Linked DNA regions of Homo sapiens: region 2 is linked to region 1. Evidence: chromatin loops called from intact Hi-C (ENCODE). Cell type or tissue: endothelial cell of umbilical vein. All regions are shown on one strand. Links, peaks and the distances in the headings refer to the core of each region. The heading gives the core; the rest is flanking DNA. Region 1 overlaps DLGAP1 (DLG associated protein 1). Region 2 overlaps DLGAP1 (DLG associated protein 1).

The links. A loop is a pair of places that touch in the nucleus more often than their neighbours do. Peaks named below come from ENCODE experiments on the same cell type or tissue, not always from the same donor. Only the 100,000 strongest peaks of a DNase experiment are listed, where the experiment ranks them.
Region 2: it touches region 1 in a loop (9-fold over the local background); 1 of 110 quality-filtered maps calls a loop at or near these places.

What each region holds. Positions count from the first base shown.
Region 1 is chr18:3,708,602-3,713,979 of GRCh38, reverse strand. The region is part of intron 7 of DLGAP1 (DLG associated protein 1); the gene reads left to right. Among named protein-coding and RNA genes, the nearest start is that of DLGAP1-AS6, 58 kb to the right of the region's middle. In endothelial cell of umbilical vein, for the core only: no CTCF peak of the experiment used is centred there; a DNase peak (open chromatin) is centred at 2,839; H3K27ac peaks cover 1,660 bases.
Region 2 is chr18:3,791,895-3,797,272 of GRCh38, reverse strand. The region is part of intron 5 of DLGAP1 (DLG associated protein 1); the gene reads left to right. Among named protein-coding and RNA genes, the nearest start is that of DLGAP1-AS3, 84 kb to the left of the region's middle. In endothelial cell of umbilical vein, for the core only: no CTCF peak of the experiment used is centred there; DNase peaks (open chromatin) are centred at 2,452 and 3,482; H3K27ac peaks cover 2,870 bases.

The sequences.
Region 1 (5,378 bases), core at 210-5,209:
GCTGTGAGGATATGTGGGTGTTTCAGAATAGGGCGGAATCCTGACAGTGTCCCCACTTGGCTGCCTGTTTTCCTATGTAATCCAACATGGTAAATCATCCTCAAAACCTTTTATTTTTGGATTTCCCATATGTTCAAATGTGAGTACTCTGCACAGCAGTCCCACCGTGGACACCCACTGAACATCTGCAGTGCGCCAGGCTCTCCTGAGTGCTCTGTGTCATAAACATGTTTCTTTCTATCACACAAGTGTCACGCTTCATATCAGAGGAAGGACCACCAAATACTTATGATTACTGAAGATACAATCAAGTGGAAGACCTAAAGCAAATTCTGAAAATAGAAGTATAAGCAAAGGCATAATTCATCAATGTGCCGCTTATTGCTTCTGCCTCCACTGAGCATACTTCTATCTTATACCATATGCCTTAATTTGATCCCAAACAGCAATTTGCACATGCTCATTCTTCTAACTACTAACAAGCCACTGTAACATTTACTCATTTCCCCTTTTAGACTGAAGCCTCCCCCACATGCACAAATCTTTCCAATTACTGTAAAAACTTCAGTTATCTGAGCGATGTGTCCACAGGCCTTCAACGCCATCCATCTTGGATTGACCTTGTCCTCATTCTTATCATTCTTTGCTCCTAATCTCCTCAGTTGTGGGGTTAATATCTCTTTTGTAGATTATGGCACCAATTGCATGTTCTGGAAAAGGCAACTGGGAGTCCAATCAGTTGCAGCTGTGCAAACTGTAGCTCAGCTGATCCGGCTGTGAACAGCAGCAAAGAAGCAGGGAAACAGAGAAACGGTAGAATGGTCCTGAGTCCACACGAACCCAGGCTGTACTTGTTGGTGGTTCAGGGTCTATCCTGTGTATATAGATCTCCCAATAGTCTGCATCTGGTTTTTGCACCAAGGCAGGGTTTGATGAGGATTGATTGAAAAGAATAACAGCTTTAAAGGCCAGTACTAGAGCTTTTGCAAATATTCACTGTGTCCTGCCCCATCCTTCTGAACACATCTGAAGGATAACTCTGTAAAGGAAACAGTACCAGTAGAACAACTTCACTCCCACGAATTTGCCTTTCCAACTGGGTAAGTCAGTTAGGAGTGAATTGATTCCGCTTCTATCTTTTCGGTGCACTTGCTTAAACTTATAGTCCTGCTAGCTACAGAAAGTAGTAACTTAAGCACTTTAACTAAAACTTGTGATTGCCTCCTTCATTTTCCCATATGCACTGTGGGAAAGCCCCATGACGTCAGCTGCAATAAGCCAAGGAATGATTAGCAGGCCAGTTCTGTGGCTTGACAAGCTCCCCAGTAATTAGCCCCCTGACACCACTGCCATTTCACGCACCATATTGTCTCCCTGTAATGGGCCTGCTTAAAATCAGAGCTTATTCGCTACTTGGAGAAAATAACACTATGGGTCCCTATTAGCTCTTAATAACTGAGGTTAAATAATTCCATGAGGTGTTCTGTAAGGAGTGCCTTGTGGGAGTTAACAGGTACAGGTGAGAAGCATGAGCCCCAGGTGAGACTTTCCAGTGGGAAACCCTGGGTATCTAGGCCTCGGCCAAGTGCTACAGAGACCCTGCGTGCCCAGTAGGGAGGGTCAGGACAGAGACGGGTGAGCTGCTGGGAGTGCAAGCCCCGCGGCAAACGCTGCTCTTGCTCCCGAAGTCCACCCCTGCTCACTACCACACTGATGCTGGGCTGACCCCCACTACAGTCCAGGCTGTTTTCCACCTCTTCTAGAACACTCAAGAAATAAAGGTGGGGCTGCATTTCTCAAGGAGAATTGAGAAGGCAAAAAGTGCAGTGAGATCCCCACTCAGTAAGTGTGTGTTCTGGGTTTGCAGCCTCAGCCTTCAGGAGCAGAAAGAAAACCCAAACTTCTAGCCATTAACAGGCCATGCTCCCCCCATGCCACCCCACCGGGGTCAGTGTGATCGTCACAAAAATACCTCTAGCCAGAACCCAGGAATAGTTTGTTAGGACTCATGCCTCCTTATACATTTCTGTATGCCTCCCTTCCCACAGCCCATCCCCACACTCCCCATCCCTAAACCACAACCTCATACTCCGATGCATTTCTGTCTTCCTTTTTTTATTTTTTTCTTTTTCTTTCTTTTTGAGACAAGGTCTCACTCTGTTGCCCAGACTGGAGTGCAGTGGCATGATCATGGCTCACAACAGCCTTGATCTCCCGGGCTCAAGCAAGCCTCCCACCTGAGCCTCCCAAGTAGCTGGGACCACAGGTGGTGCCACTGAGCCAGCTAATATTTTAATTTTCTTTGTAGAGATGGAGCTTTGCTGTGTTGCCCAGGCTGGTCTCAGACTCCTGGGCTCAAGTGATCCTCCTGCCTCAGCCTCCCAAAGTGCCGGCATTAGAAGCATGAGCCACCACACCCGGCTGGATTTCTGTCTTATTCCTCACCACAGTCAACACAGCTGATGATCTGGGTGGGATACGTGAGCCACTTTTAGGTGATTGAAGTTGAAGTTGTCTCACCTAGGTGGGTATTTTTATTTTTTGTTTTACATTCTATTTTTGTTCCAATAGACTAATTGGGCATATACATTTTATAAACAGGTCGATTTACCTGGCTATTCTTTAACACAATTTTTATCATTCATAGTGATATGATCTGATTCACTTGCATGATGAAAGCATTGATCACTGGAGTCATTACAGAAGGGGCATCAAGCTGTAGCTTTTATTCTCTCCAGTTATCAAGTTCTTATCAGATTTAAATGCCTGAAACAACAAGGATATGCCCTTGGCTTTGTTTTTACTTCCCTTTGTGCTGCCCTCTTACACTCTGTGGCTGAGATCATCGTGTTTATAGCCAAGTCTCTGCCAGACCTTGCCCAGGGCGGCCCCTCCTGGCTCTCTGACTTCCTCTGTCGTGTTTCTGGACTCTTCTGTTGCAGACGCACTGGCCTTCTTCTTGCCCTCACTCCCGTGTTTCCCTAGCCCTGCCCTCTGACCTCTGTGTGCCACCTTCTCAGGAACACCTGTTACTTATTAGACACTCACCAGGGAACCATGACCCACACATGGAGAGCTCTGACCTTCTGGAACCCAGCGAGCTTGTTCCTGCCTTAGGGCTCTGGCGCTGCTTCCACCCACCCCCTACACCCGTGCCTGGAGTCCTTCCTCCACCTCCCAACTCCATGTTCACATCTCTGTCTCATGGCCACTTGGCTCTGCCCCAAGTCAATCTCTTGTCCTTTGCAATGCTTACTTTTTCTTCATGACACTTACTGCCACATGAAATTAAATATTCACTTGTGTATTTGTCATCTCAATTCCAGCCAAAAAATTTTTCTGTCTTGTTCACTACTATGCCTCCAGCTCTTAGAACAGTGACATCTATAGTGAATGCTTTAAAAATATATATGGAATAAATAAGTAAAAGAGGGCTGTGCTTTCCTCTCCACAGTCATTGACACCGTCCTTGACGGGAGCTTTTCTGGGAACAGTGGGGAGAACATTAGACCAGAGTCTTTAACCTTCTAAACCTATACCTCTTCTTGATAAACTAACAAACAAACAAAAATTCAAATTCATGTCCCTCTGCAGAGCCTGAAGCTGGGTGTGGAGGAGAAAGGGCGGGGGATGACGTAGGGCCCCTATCAAAAATCTGCAGGGGCAGGTGAGAATTTTTTATCACAAGGAGTCTTGAGTCCCAGCCCCTCAAATCATTTTCCCTAAATATTCCTTCCTTTTGGTAGGAGTAGGATAAGAGTGTGTGAGAAGTGTTCCGTTTTGGTAGCTTGTCTTTCCTAGTGTAAAATGAAAGACCATTGGGTATTTATGGAGAGAGCCCACTGCACAGAGAAGCATAAATCCATCCATGTCCCAAGCTATATGTGCTAAACGTAGCCACACAGGAAGAATCACTTCCTCCACTACAGAAAATAGCAGCTCCCTATTTTAAATGTGCTTCTCATTGGCTGTAGGAGTAGCAGTAATTCATCTTCTATAGACCTGAGTTTTAGTTTTGTGAACTGATGTATAAAGGAAACCAGGTTTGGGCCTGTCCTGGGCTCCTTAGATCTCAGAGGCAGGAGATCATACCCTTATGCCCATGCTGTCTACTTCTAATTCCAGTATTAACTGGGCATGGCAACGGTAGGAATGCAGAGAAAAGAGGAATATCAAGTATTATTGAATCCTTCAGTCCCGCAAACACTGAACACTTCTCTGTGCCAAACCCCGGGTGCAGGGCTGGGGGAAATCGTGCCTGCCCTGGAGGGGTTCACAGTCTTGCATGGAAACCTACTTTTTCCATTGACTTTTCATGTCAATACCATGTGCTAAATCTTCAATTTCTGCACTGCTGCTTTACAGTGAGTCTCTAGGACCCAGTGCAAATGTACATGTTCTGCACAGACTGAAAAAATGTTGAAAAGCCTGGTGTACTGTCTCCCTAAATGACCAAGGGATTGTATACAGTGGACATGTGCAATTACTTTCAACTCTACTGGTACGTTGTTGAGAACTCAACTTCAGGTCAAACATGCTAACAGTTCAGCTCACATTCGAACAAAGCTTATCAGATCAAAGGAGCTGGCACAATACTGCTCTGTGGTTTACTGGTGTATAGTGAAGCATTCTTAAAATACATTCTTCAGTCTTAGGAAGGCTCCTAAAGGGGTGTCTTCGGTAAATATTTGGAGGCAGATTGGGCCAGCACAGAGTGAAGGAAGGTGTGTAGGGGGTTGGAGTGCATGTCAGGTTGCACGGCAGCTTTCTCATTTTATTTAGGCCCAGGACTTGGGTTCTTCTATGTAGTTTTTCTTCATAGCACTTGCCATCATTTGCAAGTGTATATTTATAGGAGCACTTTGAAGGAAGGACTATGTTTTTTCCACGGTTGTATAACCAGTATCTGGCATATAATAAATACTCAGTAAATATTTGTTGAATAAATTAACTAAACAAATAGACTTTGTAAATTTTTTTCTGTCCCAGTCTTTTTGGAGAGTGGATTCAACCAAACTGTAGGCTTTTGAAGAGGTGTAAGGCATCTCAAAGGCAGACAGAGATTTCCCTGAAAAATCTGTTTTTAAAGAAACCTGGTCCTCTCTCCCTTCTTCCTTCCACCTAATGTGCACCTGGGAGAGAAGCTTCAGAAAGTCATATCTGAGTCACAATGAGGAGTCTCTTTACGCGTACTGTCAAGTACGCTCTTACAATTTATTTTCTCCAAGAAAAAGCTAATTCAGGTCCTTTTGTATCCTTTTCCTTCATTACCATTTCCAAGCTTTAGCTTACTTACGATTGTGCTTACTTAAGCTTTTAAATTCTTGTTGTAGAGTGTGCCCCAAAATTTAAAGCCACTTAAGTCCAGATGCCCATCG
Region 2 (5,378 bases), core at 107-5,106, 83 kb before region 1:
CTCACTGCAACCTCTGCCTCCCGGGTTAAAGCAATTCCCCTGCCTCCTGAGTAGCTGGGACTACAGGTGTGCACCACCACGCCCAGCTAATTTTTTGTATTTTAGTAGAGTCAAGGTTTCACCATGTTAGCCAGGATGGTCTCGATCTCCTGACCTCGTGATCCACCTGCCTCAGCCTCCCAATGTGCTGGGATTACAGGCAGGAGCCACCGTGCCTGGCCTCCAGTGTCTCTTCTTATAAGAACACTATTCCCATCATGAAGTTCTCACCCTTGTGATCACATCTAAACCTAATTGCCTCCCAAAGGCCCCATCTCCAGATACCATCACACTGGGCATTAGGGCCTCAACATATGAATCAGGAGGAAAACAATTCAGTCCATAGCATCTGATACTATTTTCTATCTTTGAGTATAATAGCTCATGGAAGGGTCGTGATGCACCTCAGCCATGAAGAAGAAACTATGAGTAAATGCATTTTAAGTGATTAAAATATGAATTCTGAGCATTATTTTTACCAGCAATGTGCCTGCTGCTGGAATTTGCTTTGATAGCATGGTGAGGATCCGACAGTTTCCATCTCCTGCTGACTTCAGCTCTTAGCTCAGTGGCTAAGCGGCTGTTACTGACAGGTCTAGAGCATATTCGTGGATCGAGCTCACCTTACGTGTCTGCTTCCTCCTGGGCTGTCACTCAGCGCATGTTCCCTCTCTTTAGGGCCTCTTAAGAGAACACACTACCTGAATCCTACCAATGGAATGTTACAATTATTAGAAACATTTTTCATATACAGTACTCATGAAATCATTAAGTTTTCATGTAGTTTTTACAATTGTAAAAGTTTGTCATTTGTATCTCATTTGATTATTAAACAGCCCCTTTGTATACCGGAGAATCTGTTGCATTAATGACAGGTCATGGGCAGAACCAAAAGCCCAGGACTTCACACTCCACAACCAGAATGTTTTCCATAGTATTAAATGCCAGTGAGAAATGAGAAGAGAAGAGTTGTTCCCTCCAAATCTTCACTATGGAAGATTTCCCAGGACAATCTTGAGTCTACAGTTCTGAGTGCTTTGCCTGTCTTAATCACAAATTAATTTCTCTCTCTCTATGTCTGCATTAGAACCCAGAACAGAGATACAGAAGGGCGATATCAGTAATCAATGCTGGTGATAATGTTTGCTTGGGGCTGCTGGGGAAACCTGGCTACTAATTGGCAATAACTCAGTGGGCGATGTTGGTCCTTAACTCCTTAATCGTATTAGCCCTTTGACCATCGGATAGCATCTCTTTAAGACTGGCCCAATCCTGCGGCTCTGCTCATTCCACCTGCTCATTCCTCCCAGCACTGCCAGATGTCCAACGAGATCATACAATACAAGGATAACAAATTTTTTTGTGGGTTTTGGTTGGTATATATGAGGAGAACCTTTGTGTTTTATTTGGATAATTTGTATTCAACAAGCCCTGGAACCCTAAGAAAATAGGTGATGTGCCTATCTATCTATCTCCCGGTCTAGCTACCTGGGAGGCTGAGGTGGGAGGATCGCATGGGCCCAGGAGTTGGGAGTCCAGCCTGGACAACATAGTGAGACCCTCATCTCTAAAAATAAACAAACAAATAAATAATACAAGTAAATTTAAAAATAGAAAACAGGCCAGGCGCGGTGACTCATGCCTGTAATCCCAGCACTTTGGGAGGCCAAGGTGGGCAGATCACGAGGTCAAGAGATCGAGACCATCCTGGCCAACATGGTGAAACCCCGTCTCTACTAAAAATACAAAAATTAGCTGGGCGTGGTGGTGGGCGCCTGTAGTCCCAGCTACTCAGGAGGCTGAGGCAGGAGAATCGCTTGAACCCAGGGGGCGGAGGTTGCAGTGAGCCAAGATCATGCCACTGCACTCCAGCCTGGCAACAGAGAGAGACCCTGTCTCAAAAAAAAGAAAAGAGAAAAGAAAACAGATGAGGACAAGGGAGAAAATATATTTTTAAATAAGTGTTTAGCTTAGTTTCCAATAAGAAAATCTCTGTGTCTGTTTCAAGGAATTTGGGGGTTTCTTCCTGGCTTTTCATGACATCCATCTCCCCTGTCACTTAGGACACTCAGTGGGTGTCTCTGTGATCCTCTGGATCCTGGCTAGAATGAGTTATATATGTCCACGGAGTCTTACACTCATGCCAATTTGGAAGTAAGTGAGTAACTCACAAGGGAAATTGGCTTCAGTTACATTCTCCCTGACCAATAAATAAGTATTCATTGGATCGTTTGCATCTCTAAGATATTCCATATTCTTCAGGATGCTGACTCCATCACACAGGAATGAATGCCTAAGGCTTCGCAGTGGGAGATAAGTGGGAGAGAAGCTGCTTTGCAGAAGTCAGGCGTGGTGCGAGAGGAAACCAGTGACGCACTTTTTCTCCTCCATATGTTATCAGATTAGCCAGATCCTATGTGCTGAGAACTGGCAGAGCTTCCTCCGCTGCTGAATAGATTGAGCAGTAACTCCCAGCCACACAGCCACCTTGATAATTAGGTGACATTTCTGCCAACTTCTGCAATCTGCCCTCTAGGGGGGCAGTGGGCCAAGTCACACCTTTGTGGCTACGTATGGTCCCACATGAATGACTCAATCCCATTGTTTTATGTCAGCCTTTCCTGTCCCACACAAAAGCCCCGAGTGTGAGAAGCTCTCTTTATACATAGAGGAACCTTCCACCTTCAGCCCCATGGTCAGTGCTGACTGACAGCATCCTGGGTGGGTTCTCCACGGGACCCTTTCCAGGTGCCATTCCCCATTGCTATAGTCAAGTTCAACAAGGTAGTAAGAGCAAGACTTTGACACGGAGAGTTTTGAAGTCAGAAATAAATGAATCCATGCCTATAATTGAGATGGGCTTTGAACATGTATCACAATAATGCACACTGTCAGCTGCACTGAGTCTCTTCTGTATATGTTCTGTCCTAGCTAACAAGTTTCCTGCCTCATCACTGACCTCCAAGCTGTCACCTTCCATGCTGCCACAGTTAGAGAAGGGTTAAAGGAAGTTGTGCAGCCAAACAGGAGAGTCTGAGGGCAGGTGGAACTAAGAGACAACTGGGACCTAGCCAGCCAGGCCCTTCTTGACAAAGGAGAAGGGAGGAGACGTGCAGAGTTAGGAATGAAGCATTTAAGTATATGTGGTGTCCTCGTTCATTCATGGGTTCATTTGTTCAGCTGGTACTTAACCTTGCTGTGTACCAGGCACTGTGCTGGACACTGGGGATACCACAGTGAACAAAACAGGCAGTAGCCCCTGCCCTTACAGAGCTTGCATCCTAGTAGGGAAGACAAAAACCAGCAAGACAGATAAGTGACATAAAGAGCAAGGAAGACTAGGATAACGGCTAAGAAGGAAAAAGTTAAGCAGGAGGAGGTGCTGTTCAGAGAAAGTGATTACGAAAGGCCACACTCACAAGGGGATAGTGTCAGGGGGTCGCAGAGTGGGGCATGCAGCTGTGCAAGGGGAAAGTGAGTCAGACAGAAAGCAGCAAGTCCTGGAGGTGTGCCTGGTGTGCAGGAGGCCATGCAGGAGAGCAGGGGTGGCCACAGCAGAGAGCGCAAAGAGAGAGCTAGGCTCAAGAAGGCAGGAGGGAAGGGAGCCAGACAGCATGGGCCACGGGGAGCACTTCGAGTTGTACTCTAAGTGACATGGGACTCTAACAGCCTTGGGTGGAGGACCAGCACTTTAAGGGGATAAATCTGGCTGCTCTATCAAGAAGAAATTGGAAGGGGGAAGAATGGAAGTCAATACTTTGGGTTGTACTCTGAGTGACACGGGGACTCTGACAGCCTTGGGTGGAGGAGCAGCACTTCAAAGGAATAAATCTGGCTGCTCTATCGAGAAGAAATTGGAGGGAGGCAAGGATGGAAGTCAGGGAAAGCCACACAGCCCTCCGGGACAGTGAGAGTGAGAACAGGGTGGGGCAGTGGACAGGTATGTGCCCATCCTGAGGGCAGGGCTGGCAGGGTGCATTCACGGATCAGACATGGGCTGTGGAAGAAAACAGAGCTGGCCATTGGATCACATGGATGACTCTGGAGAGGCCATATGGAACCGTGGTGTGCTGAAACAGTCCTTCTCAGAGAGAGAGGGCAAGCAATTCATCTGCTAATTCCTCCTGGTCTCCTGCCTTTCATTGGTCGAGTCGTATTCCATGGGATATTAACAGCGCCGCACTTGTGAGCTGTGATACTTACTGAGGGCCTTGAGACTCCTAGTGAAAAAGCCTCCACAGGCCCAGCGGCTCAATGGGGTTGGGCAAACCCGTCCCTGAGGGAGGTCGAGACACCAGCAGTGCCGCAGGTGGAGGAAGAAGCACGGTGGCCAGGCTTCACAGATGGCAGCAGCATGAGCCATCCTGAGGCTGCTCTGTCCAGGAAGCAGGGCCAGAGTCCAAGGCTGAGGGGTCAGGCAGGACCAACAGGATCTGGAAGGTACATGCACAAGCCCCAGTACATTATTCCAGCAGTTCAGCTAACACAGGCTCAATCTGGGCTGACACAGGTGCCCAAAGAAGCTGGCCTGTATGGTGAGGTGTGGCCGCAGATGGTGGTGCCACACATTGTCAGGTTAGTGGGACCATCCCATTCCTTCTGGTCTGCAGTGGAGGCCAAGACAGCAAATGGAATTGCAGAGCTCAAGGTCCAAACTCCATGCAGAAGGGGTTGAGAGAAGGGAAGTAAGAGGTCAAAGTTTCCATCAAAGAGATCAGTATGACGCCAAGGCAGATGTCCCATCATAATATCTTTTTTTTTTTGAGATGGAGTCTCGCTGGAGTGCAGTGGTATGATCTTGGCTCACTGCTGCAATCTCTACCTCCTGGGTTCAAGCAGTTCTCCTGCCCCAGCCTCCCAAGTAGGTGGGATTACAGGCCATGCACCACCATGCCTGGCTAATTTTTGTGTTTTTAGTAGAGACAGGGTTTCACCATGTTGGCCAGGCTGGTCTTGAACTCCAGGCCTCAAGTGATCCATCTACCTCAGCCTCCCAAAGTGATGGGATTACAGGTGTGAGCCATCGTGCCCAGCCCCATCATAATATCTTAAGTACCCACAGCTGGAGTTAGGGAAGAGGGCTGCTGCCCTGCAGGCCCGTGAGTACACAGGGCCAGCTGGTTACAGGGCTGGGGCATAGGGCTTCTGCAGTGCGATGATACCAGGTTAGATGTGGCCTGGGGTAGGGCTCTAGCCAGCCAGCTATAGTGGGGTGGGGGGTGGTCCCCAGTGTGGACGTGGGAGCAGACAGGGATTAACACATTACTTTGCTGTTAAAAAATGATGAATTGCCCATTTGCCTTTTTTTAATTTTATTTTTTAAATGCAGAATCTCGCTC